2 separate regions of the Homo sapiens genome follow, and region 2 is linked to region 1. The links are chromatin loops, found by intact Hi-C in ENCODE. Cell type or tissue: mammary epithelial cell. All regions are shown on one strand. Links, peaks and the distances in the headings refer to the core of each region. The heading gives the core; the rest is flanking DNA.

What was found. Peaks named below come from ENCODE experiments on the same cell type or tissue, not always from the same donor. Only the 100,000 strongest peaks of a DNase experiment are listed, where the experiment ranks them.
Region 2: a loop joins it to region 1, with 4 times the contacts of the local background. A loop is called at or near these places in 3 of 110 quality-filtered maps.

What each region holds. Positions count from the first base shown.
Region 1 is chr19:29,728,329-29,733,707 of GRCh38, forward strand. The region is part of intron 2 of LOC107985345 (a long non-coding RNA gene); the gene reads left to right. Among named protein-coding and RNA genes, the nearest start is that of C19orf12, 16 kb to the left of the region's middle. RefSeq lists a silencer at 209-403 and enhancers at 2,364-2,413, 2,534-2,583. In mammary epithelial cell, for the core only: a CTCF peak has its summit at 2,313 (motif pointing right); no DNase peak of the experiment used is centred there.
Region 2 is chr19:29,963,736-29,969,114 of GRCh38, forward strand. The region is part of intron 1 of URI1 (URI1 prefoldin like chaperone); the gene reads left to right. Among named protein-coding and RNA genes, the nearest start is that of URI1, 24 kb to the left of the region's middle. RefSeq lists an enhancer at 3,044-3,313. In mammary epithelial cell, for the core only: a CTCF peak has its summit at 3,309 (motif pointing left); no DNase peak of the experiment used is centred there.

The sequences.
Region 1 (5,379 bases), core at 87-5,086:
CCCGTTGAATATGTATACCTGGCCAACCCATTCAGCTTGAATTCCTGTCTTATCCCCTCCCACCCTTCCTCAAAGTGCCTGCCTATTGGCTTCTACTGGAGACTACACTTCTTAGCCAGTCAGGGTGGCTGCCTTGCAGGTTGTAACTCTATATGAGAAATAAAGCCCTCCTTTTCTAAATGATTTTTAATTATTTTAAATGAGTGATTTTTAAGCTAGCAGACACCAGCCCGGAATCTCTAAAGGTTGCTGAGAGAGGTGGTAAGAGCCACCTGTGCGTTTCTCCTGATCAGGAGCCTCTAAAGCCTGATTCTTCAGGGTTCGCCTCCTCGCCTCCCTCCTCAGCTCCTCCAGCCCTCCCTCTGTTCAGTGTGCCTGGCCCAAATGAACTGGGAGCTCCAGACCTTCTCGGGGACTTCCCCAAAGTCTCTATAACACAAGGTGTTGGTGCCACAGACTTTGACTGTTGGGTCTACAGTGGCCAGTGAGGGTTCAATGTAGCGGCGTGGCTCACCAGGTGCCTGGAAGGGAATATTGAGACCTCCTGGTTCTTGAGAGTTACTTGGGCCCAGCCAGGCTCTCAGCATCTTACAGGGTCTCCTGCTACTCTCTTATCTGTGGACCAGCCTCTTCCTGGACTCCTTTTCCCATATCAGGGACAATAAAACACTCACCCACTCCAGGCCACAGCTTTTGGGGTCCAGAGCTCTGAACTAACACCTTATGTTTAGTGAGGTCAAATTTTTAGGCTTAGTGCCCATCTTTCTTCTACTTAGTTTTATTTTAAATTATTTTTTAGAAACAGGGTCTCACTGTGTCACCCCGGCTGGAGTGCAGTGGTATAATCATAGCTCACTGCAGCCTGGAATTCCTGGAATCAAGTGATCATCCCACCTCAGCCTCCTGAGTAGCTGGGACTACAGGTGCATGCCACCACACCTGGCTAATTTTTAAATTATTTTTAGAGACAGAGTCTCCCTGTATTGCCCAGGCTAGTCTTGAACTCCTGGCCTCCTGCCTTGGCCTCCCGAAGTGCTGGGACTACAGGCATGAGCCACCACACCCAGCCCCACTCTTCTAAGTGGAGGGAAGGTTTAGTCTGCCCCCGTAACGAATTATGCAACACTCTTTCCCCCTTAGAACATACAAGCACTCTGGTCAAAGTTTCTGAGATTTTATTTTAGGAGCATTTTTCATTTTGGCTAAACATAGACATATATACCCACAAGACTGCCGGTTAAAACAAATAAAATATCATCTTGAGGAAACAAGCACATCTTGAGTAAGTTTCTTTCAAGATGTTTTGGTGCATTCTATGCTATCACTTTGCAGAACAATTTGTTGTCCATGCGGTAACTTTAGGGGCTGTCTGAGATGGTCTGTTCCTAAAAGACTGTGGATGGGAGAGGTGACAGTAAATCCTGGAGAGTGGAGTGAATCCCAGCCATTCTGTGGACAGGTGGGCTGAGGGAGAAGTTCAGAGGGCACTCTAGAGTGATTTGCAACGTCTCAAACAGAAATATAACATCTTCTTTCATCCTCTGCAGAGTCTGGAGCTAAATTCACACCTTTTTTTCCCCTTCCCTCACTTAAAATCAAATTCTCGCCCTTAATACTTCCTTTCAGAACTGCACCGAAAATGACGATGTCTTCTCATGCATATGAATTATCCAAAGTGTAGGAAGATGCGCCCCCACTGGAGTACGCTGAAGCCTTTAACCCAAGTACATTTAATGCTGCGAAGCCCCGAGTGAGGCAAAGGTGTCTTTTTATTTTAGAAGACATTTAGGACAGTTCATGTCACTCTGCACAGATGCACTGAAATTGATTGTGGGGCAAACTATAAAGAGAGCTTATGCTCCCCAAATCTGTTTCCGAGCCAGGTAGGATGATGAATTCTGAGGTGGGACTGAGGGGGAACGGTGGCAGCTCTCTCCCCTGCACGCACCGGCCAACTACTTCCCCGTTTGGACATTGGCGTGACACCCTCCTTCCCTGTTCATCTGTGAAAATGTGCAGCGTTTTCATTTAAAACCTCCTGCTCCAACATGGGGCCTTCTGCAGACCGCAGGGACCCCCAACAATTACTTGTTGGAAGAACAAATGAAGCATAAAGCATGATACTTTATTTTAAACATACAGGTGGCACAAATTTATTTCCAAAGATTTAAGCACCTGATGACTTCTCCTTAGAGAAAAAGCAATAAAAGGAGCCTCTTCTGTCACAAATTTCCACTTAGCATGGTTTGTGCAGAGGCAGAATTTCAGGCTTTTACCACTGAGCTCTGGACATGAAGCAAAGCTAACACTAGAGGGTGCTATAGATTAGGAAATCCAGGGACCATGGGCGCCGGAGCGCGTTCAAGACGCTGCCCTCCCGATTGTAACCTAACAAACTGAGCGTGTCACTTTGCCAGAATTTACCCCTTCACCATTTCTGCTATGATGAAATTATCCAGATATGTTTAATTTGAAATTTTAACTTAGTCTGTGATTATGTGGAATTTCAACACTGGCTGTGGCCCAGTGCAGTGGCTCACTCACACCTGTAATCCCAGTGCTTTGGGAGGCCAAGTCTGGTGGATAATTTGTGGTCAGGAGTTCGAAACCAGCCTGGCCAACATGGTGAAACCCTGTCTCTCCTAAAAATACAGAAATTAGCCTGGTGCCTGTAATCCCAGCTACTCGGGAGGCTGAGGCAGGAGAATTGCTTGAACCCTCAGGAGGCAGAGGTTGCAGTGAGCCGAGATCACGCCACTGCACTCCAGTCCTGTCTAAAAAAAAAAAAAAAAAAAAAAAGGACTGAGCCCAGGTCTGTAGGATAGACACTTTGTGTTTGTATCTTAAGTACTTTGCGATCTCACCCTTACAAACCTGATACTAAATTCCACTTACCTACTTCAGTCCTTCTCTGAGGGAAGGTGGAGTTTGGAGGCAATTTTAGGAAGCAGGATGAGGAAACAGGGAAGGTGACACAGTGAAGGACAAGCCAACACAAGGGTGGATTACCAAGGCTGGTCCCCTCTACAGGCACCCAGGGCTCGGTCCCACGCGGACTGCTGAGTAGACAGAAGACCTTTCAGAATCTTCTGCCTCTCCCCCATTTGCTGAGAGTTCCCTGGGAACGGTAACCCCCGTACCTTCGGGCTGAACATATGTTTGCATGCTGAATGGGCTCTTTCTGCCATCCCATGCCACAGCATTCAGGAAGCCCTGGGGCCAAAGCAAACAGCATGCTTGAGGCAAGGTGCTGTGAGGCCCAAATGAGCTGAAGCTTGCACAAAACTGCTCACCACTGCCATAGCTGAATCAGCGGAGGCCAGGAGGATGCGAGGCGGTGCCCGTGATTGTCTGATCATCTCCCTCTTGGACCGCTGAGACTCAGGCATGCCCTGCATCAAATCCAACCTGTCACCAGGTCTTCAAGGGGGAGGCCTGCGGAAATCCTACTGTGAATGAAACTACAGTTGCTATTCATCGTCTCCCTCCTGCACCTACCACTCCAGATGTCCCTCACTCTTGGCCAGCACTTTGGCTTGTTTAAGTTGTGTGCCAGGTGAGGTGACCACACCTTCCCCCCTGCAGTTTCTGAGTCTTTCCTGAGCTTTGTCTTGGTTGGCCCTTGGCTGCTGTGACTGCCTATTTTATCTAATTGCAGGTTCAAGATTCACCAAGAAGGCAGGGCGCAGTGGCTCACATCTGTAATCCCAGCACTTTGGGAGGCTGAAGCAGGCAGATCACTTCAGCCCAGGAGTTTGAGACCAGCCTGGGCAACAGAGCAAGACCCCATCTCTAAAGAAAAATAATTATTCAGGTGTGGTGGCACATGCCTGTAGTCCCAGCTACTCAGGAGGCGGAGGTGGGAGGATCGCTTGAGCCCAGGAGGTTGAGGCTGCAGTGAGCCGTGATTGCACCATTGCACTCTAGCTGGGCAACAGAGCAAAACCCTGTCTCCAAAAATAATAAGTAAATAAATAAATAAGATACTAAGAGACAGCCCAGTGACTCTCCTGAGTCCCAAACATACTCATCCATCCCTCATGGAGAAACAACTCTATCTCCTTGCAATAATCAGAACTAGTTTCTCCTGCCAGTTTAATCAGTACTTTTTTTATTGCAGTAAAATACACACAACATAAAATGTGCCACTTTAACCATTTTATTATTATTATTATTATTATTATTATTATTAAGACGGAGTTTCACTCTTGTTGCCCATGCTGGAGTGCAGGGGCGCGATCTTGGCTCACTGCAACTTCCACTTTCTGGGTTCAAGCGATTCTCTTGCCTCAGCCTCCGGAGTAGCTGAGATTACAGGCACACGCAGCCATGCCCAGCTAATTTTTGTATTTTTAGTAGAGACGGGGTTTCACCATATTGGTCAGGCTGGTCTCAAACTCCTGACCTCAGGTGATCCACCCACCCCTTGGCCTCCCAAAGTGCTGGGATTACAGGCGTGAACCACCATGCCCAGCCCATTTTAACCATTTTTAAATGTTCATTCAGTGGCCTGAGTTATATGAACATTGCTGGACAACCATTGCTACTATGTATTTCCAAAACTTTTTAATTGCCTTAAACAGAAGCCTTGTAACCATTAAGCAACACCTCCCCATCCCCTCTCCCCTCAGCCCCTAGTAATCACTAGCCTACTTTCTCTGCTACTTTGTCTCTTGTAGATGTTTCAAACAAGTAGAATGATATGATACTTGTCCTTTTGAAACTGACTTATTTTACATAGTATAGTGTTTTCAAGGTCCATCCATGTGGTGCATGTATTAAAGCTTCATGCACTTTTATGGCTGAATAATGTTCCATTGTATGTACAAGGCGTGCCACATTTTGTTATTCATTCACCTGTTAATGGCAACTTGGCTTGTTTCCACTTTTGGGCCCTTGTGGATAATGCTGCAGTGAACATCAGCATGGATGTCTCTGAGTCCTGCTTTCAGTTCTTCAGGGTATATGCCTAGCAGTGGAGTAGCTGATTCTATGTTAATTCTATGTTTAATTTTTTGAGAAACTGCCATATTGTTCTCCAGGCTGGCTGCACCATTCCACATTCCCACTAACCGTGCACAAAGATTCCAATTTCTTACCAACACACTCTCATCAATACATGTTATTTTTAGTTTATCGTGTTTTCATTTTTCTTTTATTAATATATAGCAGGCATTCTAATGGGTGTGGGGTGGTATCTCATTTTGGTTTTGATCTGCATTTTCCTAGTGTTTAGCGATGTTGAGTATACTTTCCTGTGGTCATTTGTATATTTTCTTTGGATGTGTATCTGTTCAAATCCTTTACTCATTTTTAATTGAGTTGTCTTTTTGTTATTGAGTTGTAGGAGTTCCTTATATATTCTTGATTTTAAAACTT
Region 2 (5,379 bases), core at 266-5,265, 240 kb after region 1:
AAGCAGATGCAGTGGGAGCTGGTCACCTTACTCCGGGCAGGTGCTGGGTGGAGTGAAGGCCAGGTTGTTGTTTTAGTAAGCCATCTGCTGCTTCTGGTTTCTTCAGGCTTTCATCTGGAAGCTTGATTTTGCTCACTACACCATATTTCCTTGGAGGCTTCTGAACTAATTTTTGTTTGATCCTGAGCTCTGCTTTTCAGAGTTTTAGTTTATCTTTTTGGCCTTCGCAGCTCAGAATTTGACAGATACCATGGGAGGGAAAGCAGTTGTATGCTTAAGACCTCTCTTGTGCTCTCATTTTACTACCATATAGCCTTGTCAGACTGCGCAAGTTCTGCTTGTTTCTTTCTGCTAGCCATGGCTGTCTCCTCAGGGCCCAACATAATTCTCAGCCTCTTGCCTGTGCCTCCTGTTGTCTGAGAAAAAAGTGGCTTCAGATGATCAGCTCACTTCTCCACAGTTCTCCCCTCTCTGAATCCTTGGTCCCTCTTGTCCTCACTGCTTTGGCAGCTCTTGGGTGCCTTTAAAGAGATAATTTTTGTATTTATCTGTCTGTCTCTTCTACTTTCTGAGAGTTACAAGCTTTTTTTGTCCTACTTGGAGGTATTACGCAAGTCTAGACTGAGTTTTGAATTTACATAGCTACTTGCAGTGATTTAGTGTGATTTGAGATTTTTACTACAGTCTCACTGACAGTGGTGGTTTCTTTTGTTTTTGTTTTTTGTTTTGTTTTTTTTTTTTTTTTTGAGACGGAGTTTTGCTCTCGTTGCCCAGGCTGGAGTGCAATGGCGTGACCTTGGCTCACTGCAACCTCTGCTTTCCGGGTTTGATTTTCCTGCCTCAGCCTCCTGAGTAGCTGGGATTACAGGCGCCTGCCACAACGCCTGGCCAATTTTTTGTATTTTTCGTAGAGATAGGGCTTCACCATCTTGGCCAGGCTGATCTCAAACTCCTGATCTTAGGTGATCCACCTGTCTCGGCCTCCCAAAGTGCTGGGATTACAGGTGTGAGCCACCACACCCGGCCAGTGGTGTTTAAAATAAAAATGTACTTCTTTAATTAATGCTAAATAAGATTGCTTTAATTTGACTTTTTTGTTACCTGGGAGTATATTTTCCTGTTTTTTTTTTTTTTTCTTCTACTTGTATTTACTCTTCAGTGGACTGTTTGTTTCCTTTGAGCCTTTCACAGGCACATTCTCCTCCTAACCTGTGTGGCAAGTTTGCTACTCTAAAGTTTTCTTAGTTGCAAATCATACAGATGCTTAGGAAATTATGAAATAATTTACTGTAAGAAGTCAGGAGGGAGTCAAGGGTAGGAGTTTTTTGGGTCTCTGTGTTTTGTTTTCTTGTACATTTATGTTGTTTCCTGTACCAGCTGCTTTAGATGGTTGGTTAGCTTGTGCAGATCCTATAGTGGTCTTTCTTTTAGGACCAGAATCTGTAATCACCTCAGGCTCTGATGTCCAAAGTAAATGAGGTTGGTCCAGTTAGCAGCAGGTATCTATCCTCTCCCTTTATTGTGGCTACAGACGGAGAAATGGGATTCTTTACCCATTCTTTATGGGAGAAGGGCAGGGTTTCTACGAGGAAGGCATGTGAATGGAGAAGAAATGATTGATAATCTCTGATAAAACAGTGGGCATGCAAGGTGGAATTCAGGCAGTATTTCAGATTCAGAAATGTAGGTCACAATTTCTTATCTGCAGTTCGGAAGCCTGAAAAGCACTGAAAACACAGTTATTCTTAAGTTTATGGCATATTCATTGTTGACAAAACTGGAACTTATATGGGTGAGGCATTTATTACATTTTGAATATTCATATGTTTCATTGCAAATGTTATGTTTACTACATGGCCCTACCTCATGGAGCTTTCAGCCAGAACAGTTAGAGTTCCTGGATCTCTAGTTCAAGTCACCCCCAAAACCCTCCAAACATGTAAACGTCTTCATTCTTAGAAGTATTACTGAATGTATGTGTCACCACTCTTAAAATATTTCCAATAGGAGAAAACTGTAATAGAATACTTAAGATAGTGAGTAATGATTACTGAAAGAAAAAAAGAGCCCAGTTTGTAGGTAAAGCCAACAAGGGAGGGAGATGTATAGTGCCAGAGCACGTTAGACATAGTCCGATATTTGTGTAAAACGAGACTAGATTGGCATACAGGAAAAAATGCTTAGAAGCCTGTGTAGGAGGAATCTGGCTAAAACATAAAGGTAAAGATTAAGGAGACTTTTGATTCCATCTTAGCTAACATTTTAAATAAGAACATGTAAGTGTTTTCAGAAGTGGCTCCATATAATTGGACTTAGCTTTCATTAGCAGTTTTGCTTTGCAGCATATTTGGAACATAATTTGTTTAAAATTGAAATGGTTTTCTTTACTTTTATGGTGGTTGATTTATTTATTTATTTATTTATTTTTGGGGACAGGGTCTCTGTCTGTCTCCCAGGCTGGAGTGCAGTGGTGTGATCTCGGCTCACTGCAACCTCCACCTCCTTGGTTCAAGCAATTCAAGCTACCTGAGTAGCTGGAATTACAGGCATGCACCACCACACCTGGCTAATTTTTGTATTTTTGGTAGAGACGGGGTTTCACCATGTTGGCTAGGCTGGTCTGAACTCCTGGCATCATGTGATCTACTGGCCTGGGCCTCAAAGTGCTAAGATTACAGGCGTGAGCCACTCTGCTCAGGCTATGGTGGTTTTTATACAGCAACACTCAGTTTATTACAGTTTATCCCAGTGCTTATTGCATTTTTTTCTGTTAGGAACCTGTAGTCAATTCCTCCCTTATTTGCAAAGGGGTTTACTTAAAAGATTTGTAATTTTTGTAAATTTTGTTGAAAGTACACTATTTGTATACTTTGGTAATGATATTTATACATCTACTTGACAAATCTATCTTTTAAGAAATTATTTTCAGCTTTTAAGTAACTGTCACATAACATGTATGTCCAGTATCCATTGGCTTCAGCTCCCACTGATACTATTTTCTTTTTGACTCAGCAGCTTTAAAACCAAAATAGTAAGATCTGTCTTGAAGCCACAGTCTAGCAGGAGAAGCAAACTATATAAATTTAGACAGCTCTGATTAGCACAGTTCCCAAACTGTTATATTATGCATTAACCCATACAGGAAGAATTTAAAATTGCAGTATGGTGAGACAAGTTTTAGAAGTGAAGCATTTTTGAGAAAAGTATCAAAGATGAAGAAGTACTCTTGACCTTTTAGGCTTTCTGTTCCAGTCTAGTTTTAGTGTGGCATTGTATTTAACTTGCCTTAGAAACTCATAGGTTTATGCCCTCTTGTGGTCTGTCACCAATATAAATAGCACAAATGAAAATTTTAAGTACTGGAGATCTTACTGCATGTTACTGCTCTCCTTTATAAAATAATTTTTAAAAAGCAGCTTCTGAGGAACAACAGCTAAGAAATTATTATTCCTGTCTTCCATATAATGTGTGGAGCTTAAAAGTTACCAAATGTTATTTTAACCCTTGGTAACAAAATGTATGTGTATGTTAGGTGGACACTAATGAACAGAAAAATATTTTTGGATGGGCTGTCCATCATTGTCCTTCTAGGTGTCTAACCCTATTAATTTATAAGTGTCTTAAAAATATGATGAGGTGTGATAGTAATTGTAGGGCTAGCACATTACCCTTCTACCTTCACCTAAACATACACAGATATACTAGTAAATGATGCTTGGGAAATGTGTTTATACTTGTTTCATCTGAAAGGGTCAGGAGCTGTAGGAGGCATTGGAAGAAATAAGGATTATAATGTTAGTGAATTGGTGAACTTAAGCTTACAGAATTTGCTTTTACTGACATGATTGGCAAGGTCTTATTTGTGAGTGTGGGACTGAGGAACTAACTAGTGGAGGAGAAACAGCAATAGCAGTCAGTGTTTTAAGACTGCAGCTGTAACCAGTGTTTTTCTGCTGTTATCCAGTAAGCCGCATGATGGTTGGAAGCAGGCCAGTATAGGGACTGTGCACTTTAGGATTAGATAGAATCCCTGATAGAAAGACTTGGTTTTAAAACTGGTCTCATCTCTTACCAGTTCCTGGACAGTTGTGTAATATTAAGTAAGTTACTTCATCTCTGAATACAGGTTTCCTCTCCAAATAAAGATTTAAACCGCCTCCATTGAACTCTTTGCAGTTCGTTTTGTCACATGCAGTGTTGGCATATACTCCTGTTGTTATTGCTCATAGGTTAAAGACAGTTTTGTGTTGCAAAGAATGGATACCATATGACTTTGTAGCCACTGGGTTGTTGGTAAAGACTCCTAAATAGTGGTAAATCAGCTCATAGTTCTTTTTCTTTACTGTGGACTTACTGCTGTACTTCTATGTAGGTACATACTTTATTATAAATTCTTGAGTGTAAACGAGGTCATTATGTTAAAGAATTTACTAGTTCAGGTATTTTAAAGTTGAAGCCTAGTAACTATTTTTAAGAAAAATGAAAATAATACAATAAGTTTTTTTTCTTTAGGGGCACTATTTGCATGTTTTGGCAGGTTTAAAAAATAAACAAAAACTAGTTTTGTTCTTCCATTGTGGTCTTACTTTTGTGGAGGACAACAAAGTAATGAAATGTTTTTGTTTCTTTTGCTGTGTTTTTCAAGTGTTGCTTGTAGAACAAGGCTCGCTGCCTTATGGTTACTTTTAAAATTTAATACTTAAAGTAATTAATCTGAGTCCCCTTTCAGGAGAAATAAGATTATTTAGAATAATTTAACTTAAGGGAAAAATATTTGTTTTTATAACACCTTCTAAAATTTCTAAGTTGTAGAAATTTACTAATTTTTTCTTTTTTTTTTTTTTTTTTTTTTTTGAGATGGAGTCTCCTTCTGTTGTCCAGGCTGGAGTGCAGTGGCGCGATCTCGGCTCACTGCAAGCTCTGCCTCCCAGGTTCATGCCATTCTCCTACCTCAGCCTCCCGAGTAGCCAGGACTACAGGCACCTGCCACCATGCCCGGCCATTTTTTTGTATTTTTAGTAGAGATGGGGTTTCACTGTGTTAGCCAGGATGGTCTCGATCTCCTGACCTCGTGATCCACCCACCTCAGCCTCCCAAAGTGCTGGGATTACAGGCGTGAGCCACCGCGTCTGACCAAAATTTACTAATTTTTTCTTTTGAATAACTTGCTGTGAAATAGAAGACAACTAAAAAAAAAACCCTCTAAATATAATAGAACTGCTTGGGCTTAAATCTTTTCTGCAAGTAGGTGGACCATAAATCATATAAACAAAGATAACCTAGACATGCCATCAGAAGGCTAGTCTATATATTTTTATATCTACCTCTTTCATCTTTCCCCTTATTTCTGATTTCCCAAATGTCACTTCTTTAGTTTAC